Linked DNA regions of Homo sapiens: region 2 is linked to region 1. The links are chromatin contacts, found by Hi-C or POLR2A ChIA-PET in ENCODE. All regions are on one chromosome and are shown on one strand. The core of a region is the stretch at or near the end of the contact, and the rest is flanking DNA. Distances in the headings are between cores, read along the strand shown. Region 1 overlaps TRAF3 (TNF receptor associated factor 3). Region 2 overlaps CDC42BPB (CDC42 binding protein kinase beta).

The links. Hi-C counts contacts between places; a loop is a spot of excess contacts on that map. ChIA-PET counts read pairs that join two places held with the same protein, here RNA polymerase II (POLR2A).
Region 2: a loop to region 1 is called in a map of CD8-positive, alpha-beta T cell, with 5 times the contacts of the local background. The contact joins two enhancer-like sites. A Hi-C loop is called at or near these places in 1 of 168 maps with a recorded cell type or tissue (CD8-positive, alpha-beta T cell). POLR2A ChIA-PET finds 5 or more read pairs at or near these places in 3 of 52 experiments (H1, MCF 10A and activated CD4-positive, alpha-beta T cell).

Annotation. Positions count from the first base shown.
Region 1 is chr14:102,846,806-102,851,498 of GRCh38, forward strand. The region is part of intron 2 of TRAF3 (TNF receptor associated factor 3); the gene reads left to right. Among named protein-coding and RNA genes, the nearest start is that of TRAF3, 72 kb to the left of the region's middle. Within about 2 kb of position 3,031, at least 15 of the 41 ENCODE cell types and tissues checked have a DNase peak (open chromatin) inside an H3K27ac peak, as active enhancers do.
Region 2 is chr14:103,004,617-103,009,770 of GRCh38, forward strand. CDC42BPB (CDC42 binding protein kinase beta) reads right to left here. Exons shown (of 37, transcript NM_006035.4): 3 at 3,856-3,939. Among named protein-coding and RNA genes, the nearest start is that of CDC42BPB, 50 kb to the right of the region's middle. RefSeq lists a silencer at 4,356-4,650 and an enhancer at 4,356-4,650. Within about 2 kb of position 3,040, at least 5 of the 41 ENCODE cell types and tissues checked have a DNase peak (open chromatin) inside an H3K27ac peak, as active enhancers do.

The DNA.
Region 1 (4,693 bases), core at 1,781-4,280:
ATGCTGCGTCAACAAATCAAACAAAATCATTTTGTTAAAGCTAGTACTTACTTACGTATGTGGTGGAAGGGTTTTGGGGTCAGATAGAGGCACCCAGCCTTTCTGGAGTTCTGGCAATGCTCCATCCCTTGGTGGTAGTTGGACTGGTATTTATGTAATAACTTCATGAAACGGTATACATATGTTTTCTATGCTTTTCTATAAGTAAGTAATACCTCATAGTAAAAGCAGTTTTAAAATAATCAGATTTTATAGTGCATGTTCCATTAAAAAAATGTGGAAAATCCCCAAAGCACATGCATATACAGTAGTTAATCATGTTTTATCTTAAATTTATTCATATTATAGAAATTTACCTTTTGAAATTTCATTTTTATTTATTTGAGATGGAGTCTCGCTCTGTCGCCCAGACTGGAGTGCAGTGGTGTGCATGATCTCAGCTCACTGCAGCCTCCGCCTCCTGGGTTCAAACTATTCTCCTGCCTTAGCCTCCCAAGTAGCTGGGATTACAGGTGTGTGCCACCACGCCCAGCTAATTCTTGTATTTTTGGTAGAGATGGCGTTTTACCATATTGGCCCGGCTGGTCTCGAACTCCTGACCTCAGGCAATCCACCCTCCTCGACCTCCCAAAGTGCTGGGATTACAACATGAGCCACTGCGCCTGGCCTTGAAATTTCATTTTTAAAAGCTCTAAAAATTTTCCAGGTGAGAATTGACCAACTATTATTATTTTCTGGGTAAGGGACTCCACTACAGTAATTAAAGAAGGATAAGGTTGGCGTTGCTTTGCTCCTTTTTTTATTGAAGTCCTTCCTTCCTGATCAAGCTTCCATATATCTCCTTAAAACATATGACACACAGGTATGCCACTAAAAAACTTAATTTGTGTAGATTTCTTTCTTCAGCTGTTACTTTTTCATCTTGCATAAAAATCAAGTAATTAAATTTTAAAACATCCTGAACATATTCATTTTTGGCTTTAGCAATTTCATTCTTCAGCAGATGTATTTGACTTTCTATATACATGGCACTTTGGTTTGGTTTGTGTCTGACCTTATTTTTATTTTTCATTTTTTTTCAAACCAGTATTAAACTGAAAATAATAGACGTCATACCTCATGGCCCAGGAATGAGTGAATAAGTTGGAAAACCAAGAGTAGTGGCCTGCATCTCTTTGTCCAAGGCCTACTTTCCAAAATCTCTCGGCCCTACCCTTCCCTAGAAGGTTCCCCACTGCAAGGAAGGCACAGGCAGCCTGGGGGTGTGACCTGCCTCATGGAGTATTGCATTTTTTGATACAAGAACTATTTGCTCCTTAACATCTTTCTCTAGGAGTTTGAAAGAAAAGAAATTACTCTGTGTTTCAGTCTCTAACTTGTGATTGAGTGGCTGAGGTGGGAGGATCTCTTGAGCCCAAGAGTTCGATACCAGCCTGGGCAACACAGTGAAACTCTGTCTAAAAAAATAAAATAATTAACTGGGGGTGGTGGTGTGTGCCTGTAGTCCCAGCTACATGGGAGGCTGAGGCAGGCGGATCACTTGAGCCCAGGAGTTCCAGGCTGCAGTGAGCTAGGATCATGCCACTGCTGCCCAGGCTGGCCATAGACCAAGACCCTGTCCCTTTAAAACATAATAATAATCTTTCATATGTTAGAATGTTAAAAATAAGTATAAGAAGTTTGAAATGTTTGCATCCAAAGTGAGATTTAATACATAGCTATTTTTGATAAATTGAAAAGTGTCAAGAAAACTGCTGTTTAAATTTCATTTATAATCATGATCTCATAATAGTACCATTCAATTTTCTCCAATAGTCTCTGGTATTTTTAGTTTGTTTGAAGCAGCGTCCAAATAATTGCAGTTAACTGATAGGTCTGTTAAGTCTCTTAATCAATAGAATACTTTTCCCCATCCCTTTTTTCCTTGCATTTTATTTGTTGGAAAATCCAGGCTGATTGTTCAGTAGTCAGAAGTTCCCTCATTCTGGCCTTTGCTGTTTCCACTGGACATGTTCTTCTGCCTGTGGGTGGATATAGAGGCTCGATCGCTTTCTGGCTCAGCCTTTCAGCACAGGTACTTCAGAGGTGCGTGATGCCCTCACCAGGAGGCACACATCTGCACTGATGTGAGATCCAGTGTTGTTGTTGTTGTTTTTTCCTTTTGTCTTTTTTATTTAAAAATCATGGGGTCTTGCTATGTTGCCCAGGCTGGTTTTGAACTCCTGGCCTCAAGCAGTCCTCCCACCTCCGCCTCCCAAAGTATGCTGCAAGCTTAAGCCATGGCGCCTGGCAGATCTAGTGTTTTTTGAAATCTCATGTTTTATTCTAACAATTGATCGAAACATTATAATCTGCTTCTCAATATGGCCATGTTTTATGCTTTTCACGTCTTCAAATACAGTTGACACTCCAGGAAGATGAACCTTATCACATTTGCAACTTCTGCCCCTTATACAGCCCCGGGGCTCCAGCCCCATGTGGCAGGCGTGACCTAGGGGAAGCCTCCATCTGGAGAAGTGCTGCCTGCACTTGGTTGCATATCGAGTGGACTGAGCCCTTGGCTCCTCTCGCTGCTTCCTGTCCAGATGGCAGGACTCTGGTCGTGGGCCAAAAGAGGCACAGTGTCTTTGCATATAATAAGGATTGAATGAATACTTTTTAAAAATCCTAACTCTTATGAACCAAGGGATACTGACAATGCTGGGCCCCAAATAACTATTGTTTTCTCAAAGGCTTTAAGACCATGTGTTATACTGTGATTTAATCAGGTTCTTTCCTAGGAGTCTGCCTGAGTCACTTGGTCTGTGTGTCTCTCCCTCCCTGTCCTAAGGGGGCTTTTCATGTGTGACTGTGTTCTGCCTGCCTGTCTGGTAAGAATCCAGCCTCCTGTTACTTGCCCAGGATGCTGACTGTGGGCCCTCTCCCGCAGTGGAACATTTGGCATCAGGTACCAGGAACAGAGTCAGTATGCTGAAATGTTTGCATGAATGTGGATTTTCAGAAAGCTTTCTTATCAGCAGGGCACACCTGTCTGTTCGTGATCTTTGCCCTTCTCCCTTTATTGGCATCACTTGGACGATACCTTTAATTGCCCTGCTGGGCTTGATGTTGAGCTGCTTTTCTCCATGTGTGTCGTGTTTTGTGCTTTCTTGCGGCAGGAGCCTTTTGCTTTGTTTATCTGATGCTTCCCTTTTTTGGTTTTCCCCGGGCTTTCCAGCTCTTGGAGCACCCTTTTGTCAGCAGATGTACTTTTGTTTCCAGTTTTTAAATTCTAATTACAGTGTAACTCAACTAAAATCATGGAACTGGGGAACATAAAACAAATCATTAGGGTAATGGAGGCATAGAAGAAAGTGAAAGGAATCCAGTCCACCTCTTTGCTGTACTAGGTATGGATATGCCTCAGCTGTGAGTGAGGGCCTTCCTGAGTAGCTGACTACAAACTAAACTTTTATGAAAGAATTTTCTTAAATAATTAGAGATGCCTTTCATTTAGCTAAAAACAAGACCTCAAAATACAGTAAATTCATGTCTAAGACTGTAGCAAACAGTAAGTAAAGTAATAGAGTAAAAATTCTGCTTAAAGAAGACTGCAGAATAAGAATTGCAGGCCGAGCGTGCTGGCTCACACCTGTAATCCCAGCACTTTGGGAGGCCGAGATGGGTGAATCACTTGAGGTCAGGAGTTCAATACCAGCCTGGCCAACATGGTGAAACCCTGTCTCTACTAAAAATACAAATAGTTGGGCATGGTGGCACACACCTGTAATCCCAGCTACTCAGGAGGCTGAGGCAGGAGAATCGTTTGAACCTGGGAGGCGTAGGATTGAACCAAGATTGCGCCACTGCACTCCAGCCTGGGCGATAGAGTGAGACTCCGTCTAAAAAAAAAAAAAAAAAAAAAAAAGTTACAGCGCTCAGAGTGCCAGATGCTGCGCTCCTGGTAGTTTCTGGTCTTGGCCCTTCCTTAGCTCAAAGTGCACTGGCATAGGTGCCATTTTTTAGTCACACAATTCCCTTCATTGTAATTTTCTTAGCACTGTCTTTGCTTAGTGGATCTGTTGTTGCCATTCAGCAGTACATTTCTCTCTGTGTGGAAGCAAACATCTTCTCAAACCTGATGCTCAGTGAGGATAGGCAGTGGGCTATTAAATAGGCAGTGGCCTCAGATTCCCAGCATGTGTATGATTGCCGTGCTAACCAGAGGCGCATGTGTCCAGCATCTGGGCATTGGAACCTGCAAGCTGCTCCCCCAAATCAGGATGCCAAACATTAATTGGCAAGTTACTAAAAGTTGCCTCAAATACCATCTTTAATGCATTTAACTGAATTTGCATAATTTTTCTTTATCAGCACAATAATTATTATAAATATTGTAGAATTGCCATTAACTTATAATTGTCATATCTAAATTTTAGGATAAAAATAGAACTTAACTATTTTTATACCCATATATAAGCAAGTGAAGTAAAGGTATTTATGTTTAAATCAAGAAATCTAATCAAAGGTTTTTACAATCCTTCCAAATATGCAATCTCACTTATTTCTTGCCACTTCTGGTGATAGGTCTGTGTGTGGAAGACACGGGATTCCTGCCTGTCCACAGCTCAGTGTGAACGGACCAGATATGGTCACAGATTAGAATTTACCATCACAGGGCCGGGCGCAGTGGCTCAGGCCTGTAATCCCAGCA
Region 2 (5,154 bases), core at 1,790-4,289, 160 kb after region 1:
TCACCAGGCCTGGCCGAGCACGGTGGCTCACACCTGAGGTCAGGAGTTCAAGACCAGCCTGGCCAACATGATGAAACCCTGTCTCTACTAAAAACTAGAAAAACTAGCCAGGTGTGGTGGCAGGTGCCTGTAATCCCAGCTACATGGGAGGCTGAGGGGGGAGAACTGCTTGAGCCCAGGAAGCGGAGGTTGCGGTGAGCCAAAATTGCATCACCGTACTCCAGCCTGGACGACAGAGCCAGACTCCATCTCAAAAAGAAAAAAAAAATGGCTGGTCACGGTGGCCCACACCTGTGGTCCCAGCAGTTTGGGAGGCCGAGGTGGGTGGATCACGAGGTCAGGAGATCAAGACCATCCTGGCTAACACCGTGAAACCCCGTCTCTATTAAAAATACAAAAAAATTAGCTGGGTGTGGTGGTGGGCGCCTGTAGTCCCAGCTACTCGGGAGGCTGAGGCAGGAGAATGGCATGAACCCAGGAGGCGGAGCTTGCAGTGAGCCGAGATCATGCCACTGCACTCCAGCCTGGGCGACAAAGCGAGACTCTGTCTCAAAAAAAAAAAAAAAGTCAACAGGCCTTTGGCATAATTTTAACATGATTTCCTCTTTATTGAGCACAGAACAAGATTCAAACTGTCTTACATTTGAACTTGTCAAGCTTAACAAAAATATAAGTACATTACGGAGAGCTTGCTATGTGAGGCACGAGGGCACAGTTCTGACCGGCTCTCAGCTGAGTCTCACAGTGACCTCTGAAACTTATTTCTTCTACAAGGTTTTCTTTTCTAAACTTTAAAAAGTTTTCCTTTCAGGCTGGCCATGGTGGCTCACGCTGTAATCCCAGCACCTTGGGAGGCCAAGGCGGGAGGATCACTTGAGCCTAGGAGTTTGAGACCAGCCTGGGCAACATAGTGAGACTCCGTCTCTACAAAAGAATCTTAAAAATTAGCCGGGTGTGGTGTCACCCGTCTGCAGTCCCAGCTACTCAAGAGGCTGAGGTGGGAGGATCGATGAGCCCAGCTGAGATCATGCCACTGTACTCCAGCCTGTACAACAGAGTAACAGAGTGAGACCCTGTCTCTAAAACAAGAAAAAAAAAGTTTTTCTTTCAAAATGAAATGGTTGGCTGCACACGGTGGCTCACGCGTGTAATCCCAGCACTTTGGGAGGCTGAGGCAGACGGATCGCGAGGTCAGGAGTTCAAGACCAGCTTGGCCAACATGGTGAAACCCCGTCTCTACTAAAAGTACAAAAATTAGCTAGGCGTGGTGGCGGGTGCCTGTAATCCCAGCTACTCGGGAGGCTGAGGCAGAGAATCGTTTGAACGCAGGAGACCGAGGTCGCAGTGAGCCAAGATCGTGCCATTGCACTCCAGCCTGGGCGACAGGGAGAGACGTCTCAAAAAAAAAAAAAAAAAAAAGATGGCTGTTGCAGCTGTGTCCCAGTTCTACTAATGACAACATGACAAGCGGTCAACATTCAGCTTGCTAATGTCCAGACATGCAGAGACCAGCAATTCTGGAATCATCACAACCCCTCTGCCAACAGCCACCTCAGCCACAAGGGCCTGGTGAAGGGACAACTAAAGAAAACCTGAGCCTCAGTGTGCCTGACCTCCTGTCTTCCAGAACGCGCCCCCAAAAAGAAATGGTGATGGAGTGCTGAGTCCCAGGTGAGGTGAGACCGTGGGCTCAGGAGGCCGGGGCTGCCCCGAGGATCTGCGGCACCTGTGCCAACGCCTCCAGGAGACGCTCCCTGAAGCTCTGCCTGGCAGCTAGCTGCCCAGAGCATTTAGGAAAAACCCATTCTTAAACTGGGGACTGCCTGCAAGGTGACCTGCTGACAGGAAACTTATGTATTATCCAGCAGTTTTGTTTAAGGAGCAGAGAGAGAAACTTTTAGTATTTTTTAACCAAGTAAGATGAAATAAAGACCTTGCCTGGTAGAAAAATTATAAACTACACTGCTTAGCAACTCTTCTACTGACCAACCTCTTAATTCATGCTTTTAAGAAAATTTTTTATAAATCAGTATTATAAAATTTAATGCTTAAAATAAGTCTATGATATAAAAATAAAAAGATAAATTATTTGCAACTAGCACCATATTTATTTTTATATCTCTTACACACATATACTCTAGTATAATCACCGCGACTGGCAAACATTCTTGAGCTTTTCTGAGCATGCCAATTAAACTGGATCTGTGTCACCAGATTCAAATTAAATCAGCAATATTTACTCTTTTTAAATGTACTCATCCACCATGACATTTAGGTAAATACCAAACACCTGATACCTCTCTACACTTTCATGTAACAGTAGCTACTTTTTCCCCTAAAAATTTGCTCCAATAACATTCCTGTGTTTGCCACTGTTTGGGGCGGGGAAAGGGCTGCTGGGGCTGAGGGCAGGCCCAGCGGAAGCACACAGTGAGATGACTGAGTGAAGATGGAGGAAAAGAGAGCAAAGGCTTCTCCCAAAGAAGGAAGGGAGACCGTGTACACCCCAGAAGCTGGGAGACCCAGGGGGCCGAAGCAATCACAGGCCACCGACATTTTGAGACCAGGGTAACTACAAAATGGTGCTAACTCTGTCAACCAACACGCGTTCAGTGAGCAACAAATGGTTGTGAGACCTTGTGCTGGGTGCCATAGCAGGGAAAGGGGAAATGGGTGCAGAGCGGGGGAGGGAAAAGCCAGAATGACTGAGTCACGAGGAACCGATAACACCCACCAAGTTAATAAAACCCAGGGCCCCAGAGAGATCTGGCCCGAATCGATGGTTGTACTGTTGTCGGCCCAAGGTGGCAACCATCATGGGCAGCACAGGCACAAATTCCAGGACCAAAGAGGAAAGCGTCACCTCAAATTACTAGAAGGGTGAGAGGAGTAAGAGGAGAGGGTCTAGAAACCCAAGAAGGACTTCCCAAAATGAGGAGGTGGCCACGTCGAGAGGTTCAACTCCAGAAGCAAGCGCTGACCGCAGGGCTGAGCAGCCTAGAGCCACCGCAGCGCTGCCAGGCACAGGCCTCGCTCAGGGCGGGTCAGAGACACACGGGGCCACAGCAAACCATTGTGATGAATGGCAGCCTGCAAGGAGGGGACTGCCAAGTGCCTTCTGGCAGAGGCGGGAGTCACGGGAGAGGATGGAGCATGATGGACGGAGCAGATCTGAAGCAGGAAGCAGGTCAACTGGCCAGGAAGGGCCTGGGCTCTGAGTGCAGGGGAGGGGAAGACAACAGGGCGGGTGAGGACAGAAACTCAAGATGGCCAGAGAGGAAAAGCGTGGGCTCCCCAGCAGGCCTGGCCTGCCTTAGGCAGGCAGGAGGGAGACCAATGGCAGAGCACGCGGCTGTAGAGGTGGGGTCAGAGGCATGGAATGGCCACCAAGAAGACTGACACGGAACTAAGAAAAAGGAGCTGATCAAAGCCTGCTGGGCAGTGGTCCACTTCATTTCTAATCGTGAGGATCCTCTAGGTGGGAATCTAAAGACCTATTCTGTATGTGAGCAGGGTCCAAACGTGTTAATTCCTTTTGTGTATGGAGCAGAACTGCAATCAATGCTGAAACTCTCCCGATGCTTTTTATTTGCCTTTACAGTAAACAGGACCCGCCAACATTCTCGAGGGTGCACTCTCAGGAACAGTGTCCAGCAAGCAAGTGGTCGCTGAGGCGGGGAGCAGCAGGCGCCAGGGAGGAGACTGAGACCTCCTCAAAAGAGAGTGCTCGCTCTGTCCGGGGGGCAGGGAGGCCCAGGGCTGTGGGGTGGCTGCAGCTTTTCCCCAGCTGGCTTCACAGTCACTTTCTGCTCACCCCAAGCCCCATTTGTATGGCTTTTCAAGCTCCATACTTACCTCTGCTCTTTTCAGCATCTCCCACTTGTTGAGGATTTTCATTGCATAAATTCGTTCAGTATTCTTCATTTTGACAACAGCAACCTGCAGTGCAAATGTGAGTTGAACAAAGATGCGGTTCTTGAACAAAAGGCTAGCACGCTGGAGCTAAACTGTAGTGAAATCCTAACAGCCCAGGAGCCTGTGAAACCAGCAGTGACCGAAAGCCAAGTTTCCCACCTAGCATGTGCCAGTTCCTGCATCAAGAACCTTTTCTTCACAGAGAAAGGGACCGGCCACGTGGGCTCCGGAGTTTCACTCCTGCAAATTCACCCCTTTATGGCTCGGGTTCCACCACTACAGGAGGTTAATGGCAGGACCGGACTCCTGAGACACCTATGAGGACCCATGAGCACTGACAGTTAATGTGCCCAGCACACTGTGGGGCACAGTCAGCACTCAGCGCGCGGCCACCAGCCACATTCTTTAAAGAACAATTCAAGTGCCACCTCCTTCAGGAAGTCCTCTTGGACTTTCCAGTTTCTACCAAATCTTGAATAAGCTCTGCCATCACTACCAACACCCGTCAAGATGTCTGCACCATTGTCTGGTGCATTCCACCCTACGTAAGTCACTCACACACGGGCCCAAGTCTCCAACTCAGCACTTCCTGTAAGCTACTCACTGGCAGTGACAGCGGCTTCCATACCTTCTGGCTGCCAATGGCAAGCAGCCAGCATGTCCCCGTGCCTGCAGCAGCCATGGCCTGAAGAGGTCTTAAATGGCAGTATCATCTACCTGCCTGTTTCTAACATCAAATACCACACAGTCACATCGTAGAGTCACTGTGAGAGCTGCCATTCACCAGGCACATTCTGCGTGCCAGAGACGGTGTTGAGCCGCGCATCCGCACCCCCACTTCACCCTCACAGCGACCCCAGCTGCGGGGGATTTCTAAAATCCATCTTGTACAGATATGGACTCTGAGGCTCCAAGGGAACAAGACCAAGGAGGGAATCCAAGAAGCAAAGGCCGCATGGAAAGGACAGGCTCCCTTCAATCAGAGGAGCTCAAAAAGCGATCAATGTTATCTTCTTTGAAACTCACACAAAACTGAGTTTTGCATTAAGTTTTTGGCAAAAAAGAGTACTAAAAATAACCGTAAACCATTCTGTTAAAACAATTTTCTCTCTCATTCCTTCATTTCCCTTGGTCGTCTCTCTGCCCTGGTGTGCCTCTCCCTCCCTCCTAAATGCATTCTGGAAAGTCCTGCCATGGCTGAAGGGCTCTGTGTGGCCTGGGCCCTGCTCACCTCCAAAG